2 separate regions of the Homo sapiens genome follow, and region 2 is linked to region 1. A link is a loop called in an ENCODE intact Hi-C map of the cell type or tissue named here. Cell type or tissue: MCF 10A. All regions are shown on one strand.

Region 1 (8,000 bases):
AAAGTCCACCGCTTATCACCAGTAGCAGAGCATAATTTGGAAAGTTGCTCTCATTCTATTTCTTTTTACAGTTCAGAATTTTGGGGGAAGCTTTGCACTCTGGGCTGTGAGCAAGGCCAGGGAGACAGTCTTTAGAGGAGTCTCCACATTATGCTTGACTGTTCCCCGACTTATCTACAAGATTACAGGACCTATTTCAATCAAGTTGTGGTGGAGAGGAGCAGATTTGTGTTGCGAAGACCAGTAATAGATGGTATCTGACACAAATGTTGATGTACAGAAAGCAAGCTTTGAGACCATTTTAACCAAGCCCCTTATTTTGAAGATGAATTTGAGGTTCAAGGAAAAGAAGGAACTTTCTCTGAACCTGTAGCTAGTTAATTTGGAATGGGACTCGGGGCTTCTAGCTCCCAGCCCTAGACTTAGCCTTCTTTTCCGCACTGCTGCTGAACTCAAAGTCTGACTTTACCCAGAGAAACCTGGCACTTGTTCCTCATGTGTGTGAAATGGCTCCCTGAGTGGGATGATTGAGAGTCACGTCCCTGGCTCGTCTGGGCTTAGGTTGATCTCAGCTTCCCTGGCAGCCAAAGGATCTCTGCTGCCTCCTGCTGCTAGCACCAAGTATTAAGGTTTTTTGTTTGTTTTTGAGACGGAATCTTGCTCTGTCACCAGGCTGGAGTGCAGTGGCGCGATCTCGGCTCACTGCAACCTCCGCCTCCTGAGTTCAAGCAATTCTTGTGCCTCAGACTCCTGAATAGCTGGGATTACAGGCATGCACCACCACACCCAGCTAATTTTTGTATTTTTAGTAGAGATGGGGTTTCACCATGTTGGCCAGGATGGTCTGGATCTCCTGACCTTGTGATCCGCCCATTTCGGCCTCCCAAAGTGCTGGGATTACAGGCGTGAGTCACCGCGCCCAGCCGTATTAAGGTTTTTAGGCAAGAAAGATGAACATACTGTGATTTGACAAGTAAAAGCAACAGAGGAAAGAATTAGTAAAGACTTAACTCTGTCAGATTTTGCAAGGGGAGATCTATCCATGGGGATGAAACATGATTCCTTTTGGTTTGTGTTTTTGTTTTTCCCATTGTCACAGTTATCCTGTATAAATAATTGTAGGAGTTCTCGTCAATGTTGGTTGATTCTGGGGTGCATTATTACTTAAAACTTCACTGGAAAGACAAATGTTATTTTTGAAAATAAAACCATTTAAAAATAGTAGTTCTGGCCAGGCATGGTGGCTCACGCCTGTAATCCTAGCACTTTGGGAGGCCGAAATGTGTAGATCACCTGAGGTCAGGAGTTTGAGACCAGCCTGGCCAACATGGCGAAAACCCCGTCTCTACTAAAATACAAAAAGTAGCTGGGCATGGTGACATGTGCCTGTAATCCCAGCTACTAGGGAGGCTGAGGCAGGAGAATTGCTTGAACCCAGTAGGTGGAGGTTGCAGTGAGCCAAGATCGTGCCACTGCACTCCAGCCTGGGTGATAGAGTGAGACTCCATCTCAAAAAAAGAAAAAAGTAGTTCAAAATTAAATTATGGAATCAAAGTTTTGTTGCTGGGATGTACCATACGGGTTATCAAGTATAGTCCTTTTATATTAGAAATGGAAACAACTGAGACCCAGATAATTTTTTTTTTTTTTTTTTTGAGACAGAACCTCACTCTGTTGCCCATACTGGAGTGTGGTGACACGATCTCAGCTCACTGCAACCACCGCTTTCTGGGTTCAAGTGATTCTCCTGCCTCAACCTCCTGAGTAGCAGCGATTACAGGCATGCACCACCATGCCTGGCTTATTTTTGTATTTTTAGTAGAGAGGGGGTTTCACCGTGTTGGCCAGGCTGGTCTTGAACTCCAGACCTCAGGTGATCCACCTGCCTTGACCTCCCAAAGTGCTGGGATTACAGGTGTGAGCCATCGTGCCAGCCAACCCAGAGAACTTTAATAAGTGACTTAGGAAGCTGGATGTGGTGGCTCACACCTGTAATCCCAGCCACTTGGGAGGCTGAAGCAAGAGGATCACTTGAGGCCAGAAGCTTGAGGCTTCAGTGTGCTTTACTTACACCTCTGAATAGCCACTGCACTCCAGCCTGGGAACATAGCGGGATCCCATCTCTAAAAAGAAATTAATTTTTAAAAAGTGATGAAAAATCATAATTCAATAAGTCAATATCAGTACAAGTCTTCTGACTTAGATACGTTTTACCATTTAAGTTTCTTGTGTGCTAGACTTTGTTTTTGTGAGTTTTCCGTAGATTATTTCTAAAGCTTATTGCTACATTTGTGTGTAACAGGTGTTTCCCCCTCCCATAGATGAGAATGAAAGCTCAAACAGCTTAAACAGCTTGCCCAGGGGTAACACAATGAGTAAATGGTTGAGCAGTAATTTAAGAGCAGTCTGAATCCAAGGTCATGTTTTTAACGCTGCCCTGTTGCCATTTCCTTTAATGGTTTCAATTATCTTAACTAACTTTATTTGTCCCAGTGGCAAAGTATTTTTCTTGTGTTTATTGCCCATTGCTGTTTTAGGAAAGTTAGCCTAGTTGAGTGCAATAGCCAATTTTTTTTAAAAAAAATCTGGAACTTTAAGTTTTTACTGAGATCACTTCTTGCTTGTCATGAGGTGCATCATTGTCATTGGGACCTCATGTGAACACATTTGCACACTGAGGCACATTAACTCTTAACTGTGCAGCCTCCCGCACAGTGAATCAACCTTTGAACTGTGAAAGAAGCCAAGGTGGAAAGATAGGACAACTCTCGTGCATGAGAAAATGGTCAAATATATTTTAGGAAAGAAAGATACTGACATTTTTACCTTGAGATAGTATTTGATACCGAAATACAATTTTAGTTGGAAAACGATTTTTCAAAAATCGTATTCCTTTGACCTCTATGGGCTGGACATCATCAATGTGCCTATCCATTAATTTCTTGTACTTTTCAGAATCTCTTTTGTTGTTCAGATATAGAACTCCACATATTATTCAGTTTGCACCAGGAAGATGCATGAATGTCGTTGAATAACATGAGCCCATTGGATTGTGTTTCCTTCAAAAGTATAACCATGTTCTCCATGGAAATATTTTACATCATGTTATCTTTCTTACTATTGGTCCTTTGACATTTTATTTGCTTTTTTTCTTTTTTCCTTTTAGACAGAGTTTTATTCTGTCGCCTAGGTTGGAGTGCAGTGCCATGATCTCAGCTCACTGTGACCTCCGCCTTGTGCCTCAGCCTCTTGAGTAGCTGGGATTACAGGCGTGTGCTACCTTGCCTGTGCCACTATGCCTGTGCAGTTTTTTTGTGTTTTTAGTAGAGACAGGGTTTCGCCATGTTGGCCAGGCTGGTCTCGCACTCCTGGCCTCAAGTGATCTGCCTGCCTCGGCTTCCCGAAGGGCTGGGATTACAAGGCAAGGCTGAGCCCGGCCTTGACATTTTAAATGTAATTTAAACATATCCTAATTGCAGTATTATCCAAAACAGTAAATATTCTAAGGCAAAAAATGTCTTAAAATCTTATCCTAGTTTTATCTACTTCACTGGTACTTACTAGGAACTTGTCAGTATCTTATTAAATCATATTTGCCATGCCCATGATTCATCTTGGTTTTTTTTTTGGCCAATTACCCCACCCGTCATACTCATTTCCTGTCCTGAATTGGTAACCTCTGTGAGGATATGAGGACTGTAAGCAACATGAAGCCTGGGAGCTTTTATATATCAAACACCTGGAATAATGGCATGTGATAGGAGCTCAGGCGATGCACATTCAGTGAATTTATGTAAAAATACTCTGTAAGGTAAAGTTGTTTTAAATGTTTGTAGGGATTTTGATCGTTTTTAAGAGGTATTCCTGTTTTCATTTTCCTTGTAAAATCTTTGTTCCCTCTCACTTCATAATGCTACTTTAACTTCTACTAACAGTAGGCTAACTACTAATAGCTTACTGTTGATCAGATGCCTTCCACTGTCGATTAAACTGGGAATATTTCAGTGTTGGATTGAAGGAGTGGCCTGCCCCTCCACACCTGTGGGTATTTCTAGTCGGGTGGGACGAGAGACTGAGAAAAGAAATAAGACACAGAGACAAAGTATAGAGAAACAACAGTGGGCCCAGGGGACTGGCGCCCAGCATACCAAGGACCTGCACCGGCACCGGTCTCTGAGTTCCCTCAGTTTTTATTGATTATTATCTTCATTATTTCAGCAAAAAGGAATGTAGTAGGAGGGCAGGGTGATAATAAGGAGAAGGTCAGCAACAAACACGTGAGCAATAGAATCTATGTCATAATTAAGTTCAAGGGAAGGTACTATGACTGGACGTGCACGTACACCAGATTTATGTTTCTCTCCACCCAAACATCTTAGTGGAGTAAAGAATAACAAGGCAGCATTACTGCAAACATGTCTCACCTCCCACCATAGGGCGGTTTTTCTCTCATCTGAGAATTGAACAAATGTATAATCGGGTTTTATACCGAGACATTCAGTTCCCAGGGGCAGGCAGGAGACAGTGGCCTTCCTCTATCTCAACTGCAAGAGGCTTTCCTCTTTTACTAATCCATCTCAGCACAGACCCTTTATGGGTGTTGGGCTGGGGGACGGTCAGGTCTTTCTCATCCCACGAGGCCATATTTCAGACTATCACATGGGGAGAAACCTTGGACAATACCCAGCTTTCAAGGGCAGAGGTCCCTGCAGCTTTCCACAGTGCATTGTGCCCCTGGTTTATTGAGACTAGAGAATGGCGATGACTTTTACCAAGTATACTGCTTGTAAACATTTTGTTAACAAGGCATGTCCTGCAGAGCCCTGGATCCCTTAAACCTTGATTTCATATAACACATGTTTTTGTGAGCTCCAGGTTGGGTCAAAGTGGCTGGAGCAAAGTGGCTGGGGCAAAGCTACAAATTAACAACATCTCAGCAAAGCAGTTGTTTAAAGTACAGGTCTTTTTCAAAATGGAGTCTCTTATGTCTTTCCTTTCTACATAGACACAGTAACAGTCGGATCTCTCTTTTCCCTACATTGGATGATGTGAAACATATAACACTTCCTGTCTCTTGTGAACAAAATGCCTATTCAATTCATTGTTTGAATGGTCATTGATGTAATATTTGCTTAACATTTGGAATTTCTAATGCTTATATGAGAACATGATCTGTTTTGTAAAAATAAATTTTGTTTATGGAAATAATTGAAAAAATTATTCTCCAGTGGAAATAATTATAGAAAAACACTGACCTTGTATTTAGGTCACTGACACTGTAAGTTTTTGATTGTTTTAATATGAGAAATATGAATATCTTGGTTCATCACTTTCTTTTAGTATAATGCTGTAGGGTTGTCTAGATACCAAGGCTATTTTCTATTTAAATCAAGCCCCCCTTCTCTTGCAGTGTTAAAAATGTATGGACATCATTAGCCATCAGGGAAATGTAGATCAAAACTACAACAAGATACTTCATATCCACTTGGGTGGATAAAGTAAAAAACGATAGTAAGTGTTGTTCAGGGCGAAGAATTGGAACCCTCATACATTGGTGATAGGAATGTAAAATGGTGCAGCCACTGTGGAAGACACTTTGGCAGTTCATCAAAAAGCTAAATATAGAGGCACCATATGACCTAAGTACGGTAACTCCTAGGTATATACCTCCCCTCAAAAAAAGTATGTTCACACAAAAATGTATACACGAGTGTGAATAGCAGTATTATTTTTATAGCCCCTAAAGTGAAAATAACCCAAATGTTCATGAGGTGAAGGGATAAACACAATGTTGTATCTCCATACAGTGGAATACTGTTTGCCAATAAGAATAAGCGAAGTACTAATACATGCTGCACAAGAGTCAAACTTGAAAACATTATGCCAGTTACAAAAAAATACTTTATATGATTCCATTTATAGGAAATGTCCAGAATCAGCAAGTAGATTAGTGGTTGCTAAGGGTTAGAAGGGGTAGGAGAGAGATGGGAAGTGAATGCTGATGAATATGTTGTTTCTTTTTGGAGCAATGAAAATGTTGTCATTTAAATAGTGGTGGTAGTTGCCGTGTGTGGTGGCTCACGCCTGTAATCCCAGTACTTTGGGAGGTCGAGACAGGTGGATCACAAGGTCAGGAGTTCGAGACCACTGGCCAATATGGTAAAACCCCGTCTCTACTAAAAATACAAAAAAAATTAGCCAGGCGTGGTGGCATACGCCTGTAATCCCAGCTGCTTGGGAGGCTGAGGCAGGAGAATTGCTTGAACCTGGGAGGCGGAGGTTGCAGTGAGCCAAGATTGTGCCACTGCACTCCAGCCTGGGTGACAGAGCGAGACTCTGTCTCAAAAAATAAATACATAAAAAATTTAAAAAATAAATAGTAATGATAGTCGCACATCTAAAATCCATTGAATTGTATACCTAAAGGGGTCAATTGTATGATACATGAATTACTAGCCTACTGTTGATCAGAATCCTTAATGATCACATGACCAATTAACATGTATTTTGTATGTGTGTTATATAGCATATTTTTACAACAAAGTAAGCTAGAGAAAAGAATGTTAAGACAATCATAAAGAAGAGAAAATATACTTACTATTCATTAAGTGGATAGATCATATGAAGTAGATGATCATAAAGGTCTTCATCCTCATTATCTTCGCGTTGAGTAGGCTGAGGGGTTGGTCTTGCTGTCTCAGGAGTGGCAGAGGTGGAAGACAATCTGTGTATAAGGGAACCCATGCAGTTCAAACCTGTGTTGTTCAAGGTTCAACTGTATGTAGATGCATTTGCTTCCACGAGCATAAATAATCTCTGAAATTATACACACTGGTTGCTTATGGAAAGGAGAGCTGGATTCCAATGTGGGTAGGCATGGGAGGGAGATTTTTACTAAATATCCTTTTGTGTTTATCAAACTTTGTACCCTGGCATTGTATTACATGTTTTTCAAATAAATAAAAGTTATATAATGAGATATTAATAGCTTATCTTCTCTCTTGATTTTACTATATCCAGGTCCTTCAAGGGTTAGATTACTTACACAGTAAGTGCAAGATCATTCATACTGACATAAAGCCGGAAAATATCTTGATGTGTGTGGATGATGCATATGTGAGAAGAATGGCAGCTGAGGCCACTGAGTGGCAGAAAGCAGGTGCTCCTCCTCCTTCAGGGTCTGCAGGTGAGGGAGCTGAGCCAGCTTCATTTCAGTGTGGGGGCATTGGGAGCTTGCAAAGTTGCAGTTGTTGAAGGTATCTGAATCAAACGTTACACATAAGGAAGATTTTGGAAAAGTTTAATTGCTGGAAATAACTGCACCCTTGAAATGGAAAATGCCCCAGCTACATTATATTTTAATATTGGAAGTATTTACTTTTGTCCCCCTTTAAAAGGCCATTTAAATTTGTAGTTGCTGCTTCATCTATATTTGAACAGTTTTTTCTGTTGCCAGCTTCTCTGCAGAGGAGAACATAGTAACAGCTTTCCTGTAGCTGACCTTTAGTCATCAGAATATTTTTCTGGCTTCAATTTTGTGTACATAAATTCTTGTTGTCCATTTAGCATAGCTATGTCAACCTGAGTTGTATCAACAGATTTGGAGTTAGTTAGAAAAGGCCTGATGGTGGGGGAAGAAGATCAAGTGACCTGAGTATTGGGATATCTTTATTTCTGGGGCGGGGTCGGGGAGGTGGTGCAGTGAAGTGTGGACTGTGCTTCTCACTCTTCGACACCATGATCTGTGCCTTTGTGTGTTGTCAGGCAAGCATGGATACTAAAGGGCTGAGGCTCCTGGGACTGCCTGGGGCTCTCTTCACATCTCCTTTACTGCCATCAGGGTGTTGTTTAGATCATGGACCCAGCCTGTTAAGCTTTTGACCCTGGTGTAGGGGTTTAATCATGTGATTCCTAGACTATTTGCTGCATACCAACTGCAGTATTTGATTTAAATTATAGAAAGCTTGCAAAATAGATTCCAAATATCGATGTACATCTAC
Region 2 (8,000 bases), 71 kb before region 1:
ACCTTTATGAAAAAAATTACAAAATATTATTAAAGGGCATAAAATCACTTTTGAATGAATATATAGACTCATAAAATATAAATATTTAAAAATATAGAATGGGGCTGCTTAATATGGTACAGATGTCGTTTAAAAATCTGTAAATTCAGCATATGTGTGTAACTCAATCTAAAATAAATAATTGCTGGAACAATTGGTTATCCATATGAAATAAACTAAAACTAGAGCTCTGTTTCAGAATTTAATCAAAAATTCCAGGTGGGGAATATATATCTAAATTTGCATATTTGAAGATATGCATAGCCTGCTCCTTAAGACCCTTGAGCAATATTTTTTATATGTTATTTTGTGTAACTCGAGGCATATACAGATCTGTTCACACACAACTGAAATATGTCTCAAGAAACAATACTTTTACCGCATGAAGCACACTTAGGTATTTTATACTTTTATTTCATTTTTTAAAAAAGCTGTGTATTGATTTCATTGCTTTCTGAGTATAGCTTGACAAAAATTAGCTTCAAGAAACTCTTGTATGTGTGTGCAAGGAGAGAGATGTATGTGGAAATTTTAGCTAAACCCTGCAAGTGCTTCATCTCTAGTGGCAGAGGAAAACATGTATGTGGTTAATTAAAATACAAGAGGAACCCCGGGAGGTGCTATAGTTGAGATCTGTGGGGGACATAGACAATTCACAGGGAGTCAATAAGGTTTGAGATGATTGTTGAAAGAAAAGTAGAATCTGGCTAAAATAAGGAAGAATGGCTTTTTATAGGGTAGAAGACACAAGGTTGAGCTGAGATGGGAGACATTTAATTTTTTGACACTTGGGCAGGGAGGTATGTATGTCAGGGACAAAGTGCAAAGAAACAGCCTTCAACTCCGTGTTCTGTCTGGGTTATTAAAATGTGGAAACAGATTCTGTGACTTTCTGGTCAGCCTATTAGGAGCCTCTTTGGAGGCCTTTTCAGGTTTGCTCACATTAGGAAAAGGATCTGGAAGGCAGTGACAAAGAATAGTTGCAGTTGAGCTTTTTTCAGCTGAAGAGATGACAGATGTTTTTTGGATTTATTGCGCTTGAGCCCGGTCTGGACAAATGGAGGTTGTGAGATCTTGTGGTCCCAACATGCCGTTCCTCGACTGGGGCCCTGGGCTGAGGCCCTGGACTGTATGCGCTCAGTGGTCAGCTGGGCCACTTCAGCCTACCTCTTATTTTTCACAAAGAGTAATTGTCTCAGTAGGAAAGTTTTTTCTGTGTCATTTGTGCCTTTAAGAAAATTAAAACTTAAAAGAATGTATTTGAATAAATGTGAAAGCAAATAGATAATGCCTGATTCTTACCACATACTAGAGTTTAGCTGTTTTTTTTTCATCAGTAAAATTATAAATTTCTCTGCTAATTCCACTGTCGTTCCACAGACGACTCCATGAGGTCAGAGGCCATATCATTCTTCTTCATGATGAAACAAACACAGAACTTTATAGTAAATGGCTGGTGTGGTTATATTTGCCATAAGTGTAAATCTTTCTGAATTATGTTTTAAAACTAATGTTATTATGGATTGAATTTCTATATTTATACCAGATTGATCTTTCTCAAAAATGTAACTAATGATGGAAAACTTTTAAGGAATGCTTTGGCATTATAGTATTTAAAGAGTTAGCACTGCTCAGAGTAGATACTAAAGTAGGCAAAAATAGAAGTTTCAAACTTACTAATGATTTTATGGTTAAAAAACTATTTTCTGCTTAAAATGCTTAAATTGTTAGACTATTGTCTTCAGTTATTGTTTGGTTAAATTTTACTTCAGATTTTAAGTTTTAAGCCTTTGATTTTAGTGCTTTTAATATTTTCCTAAAAAGGAATGTTACTTGTTAATATTAAGTTACAAGTTATTGTGAGGAACAATTCTTTTGTTGGTACGATGTCTCTCTATTAAAGTCTGTGCAAGGGCATCAGAAGCAGTTTAACTGCCAATAAAGATTCTTCCTGGTGTTTAGAGTGCTACACAGAATTTTGCAAAGCAGTTTGGCATTATGTTTGGTTTTAAAATGTGTATAATCTTTGATCTGGCAGTTTTACTTCTGGTACTGTGCCCTAACAATTTAATTGGTAAGGTATAGACAAAGATGCATGATTAAAGATGTTTTTCACAGTATATACAATCTTCCCAAGACTGGAAACAAAGGAATGGTTCAGTAGTTTTGGTAGACGTGTATGATGAAGTGCCTGCTAAAGTGATATTTTACAGTGTTTTTAATGATAGGAGAAGATGTTTATGAAAAGAGGGATCTCAAATTATATCTGGGTAAAAATTGAGAGGAAATAAATGGAGTTATTTTGGTTTATCTGTGGATACTAGGGCTGTAAAGAATTAGTTTGTTTATAGCCCTGTGATTTACAGATAATGAACAAATATTATTTTGGTAATCCGAAGAAAAATAAATACTACTTTTCAAGCAGAAAAATCACCAGTTGTATGTTAATTTTGGAAAGTTGGCTCTGTTAAAAAGGAAGATGGGTTGAGTGGGGAGAGGGATGTGGCGCCACAGATAGATGGCAAAGGATATGGTTAGGACTGTTGTGGACAGGGGGTTATATAAGGGAGACACCACAGAAAAAAGCAGCATCTTGTTTCAGGGATGGAAATTGAGGCAGTAGTGACAGAATGCTCCGTGATGCTGACCTTGGCAAATAGGTATGGTTGGGGCCAAAGTAGCATTTGGCGTTGGTGTGATATTGGTTTGAAATCCCAGAAAAAATGTACAGGCTTTCGTAAACCAGATCATCAGGCAGTGTAGATTCTTGTCTGGATTCAAGAAGGGCATGAGGACTGTTGTAGCTGGAGAAAGAATAAGATTGGTGAGAAAAGTGGGTATCACTCGCTCAAAGCCACAGGGTTTATAACTGATGGAGCTGGAACTTAAACCAAGCTCTCAACTTTTAAGACTATGCCTTTAACTACTACTCTGTACTTTTCAAATTCTAGTGACAGGAGTGAAATATTATTTAGTTAGTAAAGACAAGCGTATAATGGCAACAGCAGATACAAGTCCCTCATAATGACTTGACTTAGGATTTTTCAACTTTATGAAGGGTGTTTTGGATATTCCTCATCGTGAGTTGAGGAATATCCGTAATATGTTTTAGAGATTTTTGTCGAAAACTGGTGTGTGGGTTTAGTAAACCTTTTTATTAGACCAGTTAGCTCACATGAACTTTATTTTCTGATTCTGCCAAATAAATACTGCTAATATTTTTTGAAGTAATGATTTATAATTTATTTTTTCATTTTCTACTCTTATTTACCTCCAGTACCAAAAAATTATTGTATAGCTCTTCCTGCCCCTGACCCCACTTTTTGAAAGGATTAGACTATTGTAAAGGGAAACCTTTAAAACATTTTAAACAATTCAAGATGGCTTCTGAAACAAATGAGACACATCCTGGGATGACATCAAATCAGGGCTGGGGGTCTGGATGTCTTGATGGAAAAAAAAAATGGTTAAAGTGAGTCTTAGTGAAAACAATATAGTGACATTCAACTGGAGTGGTAAATGGTATGCTAGTTTTAGATTCTTTTGGTGGTTTGTTTCATATACTAATAAATGATTGAAAGACTTTGTTTTAGCTAAGTATGACAAGCTAGACTTTTTTTCTTAATGTTAGTTCTTTTACAATTTAAATTTGAGTTTTTGAACACTTGTATTAACTCTTTTTTTCTTTTTTGAGATGGAGTCTCGCTCTGTCGCCAGGCTGGAGTGCAGTGGTGCGATCTCAGCTCACTGCAACCTCTGCCTCCCAGGTTCAAGCGATTCTCCTGCCTCAGCTTCCTGAGTAACTGGGATACAGGTGTGCGCCACCACGCCCAGCTAATTTTTGTATTTTTAGTAGAGATGGGATTTTACCATGTTGGCCAGGCTGGTATCGATCTCTTGACCCTGTGATCTGCCCGCCTCCGCCTCCCGGTTACAGGTGTGAGCCACCACACCCGGCACAAGCTAGACTGTTAAAATCGTAAGTGGATCTAAGAATTAGGAAAAACAAAACTACTTATTCTGTATATAAAGTATTTATTTTATAGCCACATTTAAACTGCATTATTTTTCCCTATGTTTAGTTTTTTGCCTGCTTATTTTAAAAACATTAATCACTTGATTAAACCGTATTTCATTTTTTATGATTAAGTCAGATACTATTTGAGTTCTTAAACTTCTCCCTACTAAGTAGTGATGAATAGGCTATTTGGCTTACATGGCTCTAAGTCAGGTGTACACTGGTTAGGAATTTTTGCCTGTTCTTGCCACCAGTTTGTGGCTGAGTCATTAGCAAGATTCTTTACTCATGAACTCCTAATACATAGAAACATTATCTCCACTAAATAAACAGAATTTTGTGTGCTTTCACACGGTACCTACATATTTTGGGAAAATAAATGAGTAGGAAATATTACTCTTAAATACTGCAAATTTGAGTAACATTTTAAAAGTTTATGATCACTGTCAGATTATGAAATCAGAGTATTAGATTGTAGGCTTAAATAGTTTACCAAGCATTAGGCATATACTTTTTCACTTGTGATTTTTCATTCAACATCTGTTATTTAATGTCTAAGTAAGGAGCTCTACTAAGTACGTAGGGACTAAGGCTCAGTCTGTTCTTAGGCACATAGCTAACGTCATACTTAGTAAACAGGGAGTGGCTTCTAGCACTTAAAAGCCTGAAAGGATCTTGCATATAGGAGCAGAACCTAGTGAGTAAAACATAAGTCTTCTTGAAGATCATTAGTTTTAAAGGGAAGGGTGAAAAAAGTAATTCTGTTATAATGATACATAGGCCTGGCCTGAGTGGGGCTATTTAGTTTCTCCAGTGAAGAAGTCTCCGTATTCCTGTCCAGGGCGTAGACATGAGCCGGGGATATGTTCTGGGAGCAGAGTGGAGTAAGGAGACTAAGATCCTGGTCTGATTCTAACTGTTCATCATAAAGACTGTTTCTTAGCCCAGTACTATATATCCTTGTGCCTAGTGTCTCCAAAATGTTCCGTCTTCTGCCTTGGAAAAGATTGTGATCTGGTTACACTGGAGGTGTGGGAGTGTGGGAAGTATGCGCCGACCACTCCATCCAACGAAGCTATGTGTCTCCAGCATCATCCCCCAGAATGTCTCCCCCGCCCCTGGTTGTAGTGCTGAAGCTCTTGTGGTCCCAGGGTGGACTGTTTTCTGGTCAGTATCTATTTCTGCGGCCACTTTTGCTTATAGCTGCTTATGTTCTTTCTAGTTGTCATCTCTTCTCTATTCTCATTATTTTTTTAAAAAAAATTGTTGAATTTCTTGTTCCTTGATTTTTTTTCTTTTATTTGTTCTTTGGGGTTTTCTTCTTTTTCTTTTCAACTACGAAGGAGAAAAGAAAAATGAATAGGATTTATCAGTCATATTTAAGGTGTCACTCAGTCCCCAGTCATGCTTAAATTATAACTCCCTTAGGCATGCTTTTCTGAGTTGGAACTCTAAATACATTGTGGTATGATTATTTATATTTTAATAGAATTCACTAAAAATTAGTTTTACTTCACTTGTAGTAGGTGATTGAAAACTGATTCATGCAGTAACTTCTTAGGAAACATCATTTATTATAAGTGGAGGTCCTTTTCATTAAACCTTTTGGACCATTACAAATTCTTATTTCTATCTGCCTTTCTTTACCTACGTCTATTTGTATCTACTTTCCTTACTTGTGTTTGGACCATAAACTCACGTTAGTGCATTGCCAGTTGACACCCGTTAGAGATGGTAATGATTCCTTGGAGCATTGATTCTTAACCATGGGTGTGTATCAGTCACCTGGTGACATGCTCCCAGGCTACATTCCTGACCTACTGAGTCAGAAGAATCTCTTGATTCTCACTTTTGCATTTTGAAAAACTTCCACTTGTTTGTGCTGTATAGTTCTATTTGAGAACTATTGTGTTATAGCTTCCGAAAGAAATAGATTTAACTTTGTGTAGCATTTTATTTCCTAGCAAATTAACTTCAAATTCTTCACCCCAGGGTGTCAAAATCTGGTCTCAACCTTTCTCTAGCACTTCTGCCAATATTCTCCTTTGGGTACCTTGTGTGCCGGCAGAAGTGGATGAGCCCTTTCTTGCTGCCATACCTTCTCCTGCTCAGGCCATCATGTCCTCCTGCCTAGAACGCCCTTTCCTAGCTAGATCTATTGACACCTTTTTCTTCGTCATAGGCCTCTTCAATTTTCTCTCCTTTCTTTGAGAATTTTTAGGCACTCAGCCAGCTGGAGAGAACATGTATACCTTTCCACATGTTTTGTTTTTGCTATTGTATCCCCTGGGAATTATACAGGAGACTGGAAATTGGATACATTGAATATGCCTTGAGTTAATTAAAGAAGTAATGTTATCAAGCTACGTTCTGCCTTGTTTTATGCTCTAATTTTTATTTCTATCTGATCTATCTGTTAGATTCCTGGTACCATGAGAAAAGACTCATTTTTTTCTCATTTTAGCAGTAAAATAGTTTGAGCTTTGTAAGTATTTCTTGAACAAGTAAATAAGGAATATTCTCTATACTTGGGATAATCCTGCAGAATTTGGAACTGTGGGTTAGAATCACAAGATTCATGACACAAGGGAAGGAGAAAATCAGTTCTGAGAGTATCAGTCTGCATTGGTGGGATGCTTCCACTGGTGGGGCTTTAGTCCTGCTCTGTCAGGTATATGGATTTGATACATTTCAGGACAGTCTTCATTTGTCAGATACAGTTGTGCTGTATGGCACAGTGTCTTCTGTGTCTTCTGTGAATGCAAGAGAGAATAATTTATAGTATTTGGTTTCATGGGTGCTAGTCTCAGCACCACTGTATGTTTTGAATTTCTATTCCGCTTAATTAGGTAAGTCACTTTTTATGTTCAACTTTAAATCTTTTTTTTTCTCACCAAATACTGCCTTTGTCATATTGCCTTGTAGAAGTATGTGATAATTAACTGTTTGTAACCTTCTCAAGAAATCTCTTAACTAATCATGATTATAAAATACATAGATTTAGAAGCAGAGGGTTGTTAGGTGGTGGGATCGATGTTGACCTTTGCAGTTAGGATAGTCAGAGATGAACAGAGAGGAATGGGAGGAACTCCAGATATGCCAAAAGGCCTGTAGCAGTATCGTGCGTAATGTATCAAGGTGTATTTATTGGTCACAGCTGGAACCCTGAATAAACAGTTTTATTGTCACCACATACCAGAAGAGTGGGGAGGTGAGGATTAACCTTTATTGAATGCCTACCATGTACACAGTTACCATGGCAGGGGATTTATGTGTCATCTCTTTTAATATTTACAACACTCTAATGTGCATCAGAAGCCTAGAGAAATGGTCACTGGCTTGAGTTCTCATGGATTGGTAAGTGATGGAACAGGTATTCAGCCTAACCTAGAGCCTTGTTACCAGAAAGCTGTACATTTGGACTGTGGCTTGTATCTTGACTCTCCAGCCCTAGGATAATTAGTTGCAACTTTACCATGACTGTAACAGTTATTTTGTTGTTGTGGTGGTGTCTCTCTCTCTCTCTCTTTTTTTTTTTTTTTGGAGACAGGGTCTCATTCTGTTGCCCAGGCTGGAGTACAGTGGTGCGATCTCGGCTCACTGCCAACCTCTGCCTCCCGAGTTAAAGTGATTCTCCTGCTTCAGCCTCCTGAGTAGTTGGGACCACAGGCGCGTGCCACCATGCCCTGCTAATACTTGTATTTTTTTGATAGAGATGAGTTTTCACCATATTGGCCAGACTGGTCTTGAACTCCTGAAAGGAGTTTTTGGGGGGTGATAAGAATCTTGAAAAAATTACCTCCTTTCCTTCATCTCACCAGTCACTGAGTTCCTTTTCCTGGAGACAACCATTATTGGCTTGTTGCTCCATCCAGTGCTTAGGATGTCTGTGTAAAACAAATGATACATAGCATACACAGTGCTCTGCATCTTTTTATTCATC

The links. Hi-C counts contacts between places; a loop is a spot of excess contacts. Peaks named below come from ENCODE experiments on the same cell type or tissue, not always from the same donor. Only the 100,000 strongest peaks of a DNase experiment are listed, where the experiment ranks them.
Region 2: it touches region 1 in a loop (5-fold over the local background); 3 of 110 quality-filtered maps call a loop at or near these places.

Annotation. Positions count from the first base shown.
Region 1 is chr7:105,145,679-105,153,678 of GRCh38, reverse strand. It overlaps SRPK2 (SRSF protein kinase 2), which reads left to right. Exons shown (of 16, transcript NM_182692.3): 8 at 7,021-7,186. Among named protein-coding and RNA genes, the nearest start is that of KMT2E, 140 kb to the right of the region's middle. In MCF 10A, a CTCF peak has its summit at 598 (motif pointing left); a DNase peak (open chromatin) is centred at 3,638.
Region 2 is chr7:105,216,255-105,224,254 of GRCh38, reverse strand. The region is part of intron 2 of SRPK2 (SRSF protein kinase 2); the gene reads left to right. Among named protein-coding and RNA genes, the nearest start is that of SRPK2, 170 kb to the left of the region's middle. In MCF 10A, no CTCF peak of the experiment used is centred here; a DNase peak (open chromatin) is centred at 4,294.